2 separate regions of the Homo sapiens genome follow, and region 1 is linked to region 2. A link is a contact called in ENCODE Hi-C data. All regions are on one chromosome and are shown on one strand. The core of a region is the stretch at or near the end of the contact, and the rest is flanking DNA. Distances in the headings are between cores, read along the strand shown. Region 1 holds the start of HADH (hydroxyacyl-CoA dehydrogenase). Region 2 overlaps TET2-AS1 (TET2 antisense RNA 1).

Region 1 (2,863 bases), core at 299-2,798, 2.7 Mb before region 2:
GAGATATATAATACCTAATAGTAAAAGGTTTTTTTGTTTTTGTTTTTAAAAAGCAAGCATGAAAGCGTGGACTTGGTTGGAAACAAGACATTGAAAAAGTAAACTCTCTCATGACTGTAGCCACAGTAGTACTGTCCCCAAGAAAAATTAGATGACTATAACCGCCTTCCCCAACAAACCAAGTTGCAAAGGACTGAAATGCTAAGAATATAATCAGCTAGGATACGAAAACCATGGTTCTCCAATGTGAGCTGAAATGGAATAATTTTTAAAAAAAAAAAGTACAAGCATTACAGTAGCCAGGTAATCAATCACTCGCACAACTGAGCCTGAACCACAGCTCAGCAGAACAATGGAAAAGCCCTGAAGATGTACAATGGATAAAAGACTTGTTCCGGCTGGGTGCAGTGGCTAACGCCTGTAATCCCAGCACTTCGGGAGGCCAGGCGGGCGGATCACCTTTGGTCAGGAGTTCGAGATCAGCCTGACCCACAAGGTGAAACCCTGTCTCTACTAAAAATATAAAATTAGCCGGGCGGGGCGCCTGTAATCCCAGCTACTCGGGAGGCTGAGGCAGGAGAATCGCTTGAACCCGGGAGGCGGAGGTTGCAGTGAACCGAGATCGCGCCATTGCACTCCACTCCAGCCTGGGTCAAAGAGACTCCGACTCAAAAAAAAAAAAAAAAAAAAAAAGAGAGAGACTTATTCCGCTGCAGCGCCAAAATCGCAAGCTCAGAACTCTGCACAGACGGCACTATTTCAAAGGTCAAAACCAGGACCTCAGCAATCTTCCATTAGGTGACTTTACAAAGTGCTACAAAAGTCATGACTACTACTATTCTTTACAACCTAGCAAGCGAAGGAAAGACCGGGGAGAGCCGGGAGGCCGTTTAGGAGAGAAAACTACTTTGACAAAGACTGCACAATTACAGAATAAAAATCAAAAATAACTGATAGAATTAAAACTGATCGCAGTTCATGTCTTTGGCAGCAAACTCCCGTTTGAGCCGAGCAGGAACAAACGCGTTATGCCTGAACCTTGTGCACATACAATTCTTTCTTCTCTTGCACGGCCCGCTTCCAAAATGCATTCACCGCCACTCTCCATGGAACCTTCAGCGGGCCCTGGGGGCAGCCAGAATTTTCCAAACGAGGAAGCTGAGGATCGGCCCAGAACCCTGAATTTTGAGGGGAGTGAGACTTGGGCCCTCACAGGCCCAGACGCGAGATATTTCAACTACACCCGGGAGGCGCGGGGTGAAAACTCCCTGGTGTCGGGCGGGTGCAGGCCCCTCGCGGCCGGTCGCGCCAGAGCTTCCACCTCAGGGTGGGCGGCCAAGCGCGTGGGCACGCTGCAGGGAGGGCCGCTCACCTGGGCAATGCCGGCGCCCATCAGCCCGCCGCCGATGACCGTCACGTGCTTGACGATTATCTTCTTGGCCGAGGCCGAGGCGGTGGACGAGGAGGACACGGAACGCATGAACTGCCTGGTGACGAAGGCCATGGTGTGGCAGCGGCGGCGACAGCGAGGAGACCCGGGCAGGGAAGACGCGCGAGGCGGGCAGCCGCGGAAAGCCAGACTCTGGGGGCGGGGACCTACGCGGCCCTGCAGCCCGCGCGCCCCCGGCGTCCCCGTGACGCCACAAGGCGGGGGCGGGGCCTCGAGTCCCGCTCTGCCCATTGGCCCTGGCTGTAACGTCCCAGCGTTGAGCGGGTATACACGCGCGGGCTCGCAGCTGTCAGCAGCCGGAGCCCGAGTGAGCGCGGGCTTGAGACCTGCTGAGCAGCGGGACCTGGCGGCTGGCGTTCTGGTGTGGGGCCGAGAACAGACCCTTCTTCTGAAAAGCCACTGGCCCCTTGTTCTATGAAGTGAGTGGTGTTGACTCTGTAAAATGCTATCCTTTGATGACATGTGCATATCTAGGCTCTGAAGAAATATGTGCTGCTTGGCTGTGTTGGTAATGGACCCAAAATGTGCACCGTTGGTTGATGTCACCAAATAATCAACTCGGGATTATTTTAATCCCGTGGACAGTGATTGTTTCCCCTAAAAGGGAAATAAATGTAGACTGCGAACACCCAAAACAAATGTCTAGTGACCATGAGTTACAATGCAAAAATCAGGCTCAGGGAAGGTAAAGAGAGAGTTGACCTTTAGTTACCCATCTTGACGTTGGACGTCTATCAGTGCAGTGAACATGTGGACGGTTTAAGGTCATAGAGCAACCTTTCTGGAATAACGAATACTATTAGAAAGCATAGGAAAGAAATGTCTTGTCAAATAATGGAAGACTGGATAGCAGCTTGGCCAATCTTCTCACTCAGGTGAATACTTTCTAATTACTGTAACTTAGTGATATAGGATTCTTATTAATTTATTTGCTTTATGTTTAAATATTGTTAACAAAAAAACTTCAAACAAGTTTAGCAGAGTTTATCTGAGCAAAGAAAGCATGAATCATGTAGTATCCTGAGCCAGTAAAGGTTCAGAGAGCTCCAGCCCCTAACAGTGGGCAAGCCGCGTTTATAGACAATATTTTTTGCAGCCTGTAATGGGCTAAAAGCTCCGCTGCGGTGATTGGCCAAGACTTGGCCACTTGTTAGAAGAACGTACTCTCAAATTACATTGCAGTTTATTTACATATTAGGTTTGATTATGCTTTGCTAGGTAGGGAGGCAACTTTAGGCCAGATTTAATTTAATAACAGTTTCCTCCTTTGGGTCAGCCTCTCAGTTTTACGAGATTGACCAGAACCTTGTTTTGTCTCAGTATGGAAGTCACAATGTCAAATTAGTTGAGTGATTATACTTTCTTCATGTTGTTATTCTAACTGTAATAACACCATTTGGTGTACAAAGGATG
Region 2 (3,145 bases), core at 179-2,678:
TCCCAGCCCAGCTTGACCTTGATGCCTGCAAACACCTGCTTTGATTGGAGTTGTCTTGTTACTGAGTGGGTCCAGCTTTCCAGCGCTTTCCAATTTACAAACTGGAAATTCCTGCGGTGAAAGATGTAAAAATTGTTTTTAAATATTAAATATAAAAGATTAAATATGCAAAAAAAACCTGAGGTAGGTGGAACCCTGCCACTTTTGAGACCTTCCGAGAATACTGATGACACCCTTGAGAAGAGTAAATAACTGAGAGGAGCATCAACTTTGAGGAAACACACATCTCATCTTTCTTCCTCCTTCAGTCTCGCCCACAACCAGTTCCCCCACCATACCTGCTTTGACCCCATTTCCAGGATAGGTAGTACTCTCTTGAGTCATTCTTTCTGTTTCCAGCTGGCTCACATTAATAGTGACGCAGAAAAGCTGAACGGCCCTCTTTTCTCTGAAAGAGCTCATGGTTAGATTTAGCAAGAGGCTTCTGCTCTTTCTGTCCTTCCATTGGAGAGTGTCACGTGTCATTCTGTACAGCCCTGGGGTTTTCCCCTCTTCTAAAATTCTAGTTATGAATGGTTATCATAAGTGTGAGTGACTCACCACTCTTTAATATACCAAGGCATAGGCAAGGCTGTGTGACAGCAGTGGCTGGCATGTGCTTGCAGCCAGACACACACCCACCTACACCCACACTGTTTTGCTTTTGTCCTTCAAGGTTGGAAGTGCTGAACAGAGCAGAATCCCAGGTATTGTAGCATCATGGCATAATGTTTTCCACTGAGGCTTTTCCGAGTCAGAAGTGGACAACCTAATTAGGGGGGTTTTAATGTGTATGTGACATATACTCACCATCCTAAGCTGTGTCATTGGAACTGAGGATGTTTTTGACTTTTCCTTCCCACTCTCTTTCTCACTGACCCAGACCCCTTTCTGTGGAACAGAGAAATGGTAGGCAGTGTATCTTAGCCATTTATTAACGGGGCCCAGACATGATCCCCAGGACTTTGCTGACAGGTCTAAATAAGGCTAATCTACATGTTGCCACCAGGAGCTCTATTAAAAAATTGGACAGCTGGGGGAAAGGCTGGCCTACTGGGCTTTTCACTGTTCTGACTGGGCAGCCCAACATCCTATTGCCCTGATAGAATAGAACTCCTCATATCTGCCTTGCTTTCTACCAGGCTCTGGAGCCACTTATTAGCTCTGTTTTAAGAAAATTATTGATATTCTGTGTCTCAGTTTTCTCAAGCATGAAATGGAGATAAAAATTGTACTTCCCTTAAATTGTGGTTATAAGGATTAAAAGAATAAATACATGTAAAATGCTGAAATCAATATTTAGCCCACAGTACTCTTAAATGTTAGTGATTAGTAATATCCATAGCAAGCCTCTTGCTTCAAGCCCTCTTGGGAACTTCCTAAGCTGCAAATATGTGAGTAATATCACAGCCTGTATGGCAGATGAAAGCATAATCTTTGGAAAGTTGTGTGCCTTGACCTGAAAATACTTGGACTGACCATCACTGCCATCGCAAACCATAAGCAACTGAGCACTTATTGAATATGATTTTCTCAACCTGCAGCTATACTTGAAGTCTGTAGGGGCTGAAACTTACCGTTATTTCCAACGCTGTTTGTAGTTCTACCACAAAGCCTGGCCTGTTGTAGATGCTTAATTGAGTTAGCATTGAGGGGCATCATTTTGAATCTTTATCATGAAAAGGACACTTTTGCTTGGCTGAACCTACATTGACACATAATTATGCAGAGCCCACAGTTTACACATGGGTTTGCTCGATTTGTACATTCTATGGATTTAAACAAATATATACCTGTATCCACCATTACAGTGTCATACCAAGTAGTTTCACTGCCCTAAAAATCTTCTGTGCCCTATTTGTTTCCTCACCTCTAACTCTGACAATCACTGATGTAATCGTTTTCTATTTCTGTAAAATTGGTAGTAATATCCTCTTTCATTTCTGATTTTAGTTACTTGAGCTTTTTTTCTTAGTCATTCTAGCTAAACATTTTGTTGATCTTTTCTAAGAGCTTACTTTTGGTTTAATTTTTTTGTTTTTTTTTTTTTGTATCCTGTATTGTATCTTTGTTGTAATCTTTCCTTCCTTCTTCTGGCTGTGGGTTTAGTTTTTTCTTTTTTTAGTTCCTAAAAGTGTAAAGTACATTGTTAATTTGACATCCTTCTTTTTAATGTAAGCATTTACAGCTATACATTTTTCTCTTGGGTCTGATTTCTGTACATGCCATAAGTGTCGGGGGGTTGTGTTTTCATTTCTCTCAAAATATTTTCCAGTTTCTCTATAGTTTCTTCTTTAACCCATTGGCTGTTTGAGTATATTGTTTAATTTCAATGTGTGTGAATTTTCCAGTTTTCCTTCTGCTACTCATTTCTAGTTTCATTCCATTATAATTGTAAGGGATACTTTGTATGATATCAACCTTTTAACATTTGTTAAGACTTTTTTGTTAATAAATGTTTAACATTTATTAAGACTTTTTTGTTAAGCTTCAGTTGCTTAACATTTCTATTCTGAAGAATGTTCTATGTACACCAGAAAAAAGTTGACTTTGTCTAATATAAATATGGTCATCCTTGCTCTCTTTTGGTTGCTGTTTGCATGGATTACCTTTTCTCATTATTTCACACTCAATCTGTGTGTATTCTTAGCTCTAAAATGAATCTCATAAAATTGTATCCTGCTTTCCTTAATCAGTTTTGCCAATCTATGTCCTTTGATTGGAAAATTTAATCCATTTACACTTAATGTAGTTATTCATTGGTGAGGACTTACTTTTGCTATTTTATTTGGTTGCTGTATACATTCTAGCTTTTTCTTCCTCTTTTTCTCCATTACTGCCTTAGTTGATTTCTTATCATGACAAGTTTTGATTCCCTTCTCATTTCCTTTTGTGTACATTTTGTATATTCTTTATGGTCACCATAGGGACTACATATAATATTCTAAAGTTTTAACAATCTTTTTTGAATTTATACCACTTCAGCTTCAATTGCTTACAAAAAATCCTGTTCTTTCTTCTCCTTCACTTTATTGATGTCACCGATTACATCTTTATACATTATATGCCTATAACCACAGATTTATAACTATTTTTATGCATTTGT

What was found. Hi-C counts contacts between places; a loop is a spot of excess contacts on that map. Pooled maps may share reads with other maps.
Region 1: a pooled map shows a loop between it and region 2 (2.7-fold over the local background). The contact joins the promoter of HADH here to the enhancer-like site in region 2. A Hi-C loop is called at or near these places in 1 of 50 pooled maps.

The regions. Positions count from the first base shown.
Region 1 is chr4:107,988,574-107,991,436 of GRCh38, reverse strand. It overlaps HADH (hydroxyacyl-CoA dehydrogenase), which reads right to left and starts at 1,548. Exons shown (of 8, transcript NM_005327.7): 1 at 1,373-1,548. The coding sequence starts at 1,504. RefSeq lists a silencer at 1,552-1,781.
Region 2 is chr4:105,303,919-105,307,063 of GRCh38, reverse strand. The region is part of intron 2 of TET2-AS1 (TET2 antisense RNA 1); the gene reads left to right. Among named protein-coding and RNA genes, the nearest start is that of TET2-AS1, 47 kb to the left of the region's middle. RefSeq lists an enhancer at 367-646. Within about 2 kb of position 1,428, at least 2 of the 41 ENCODE cell types and tissues checked have a DNase peak (open chromatin) inside an H3K27ac peak, as active enhancers do.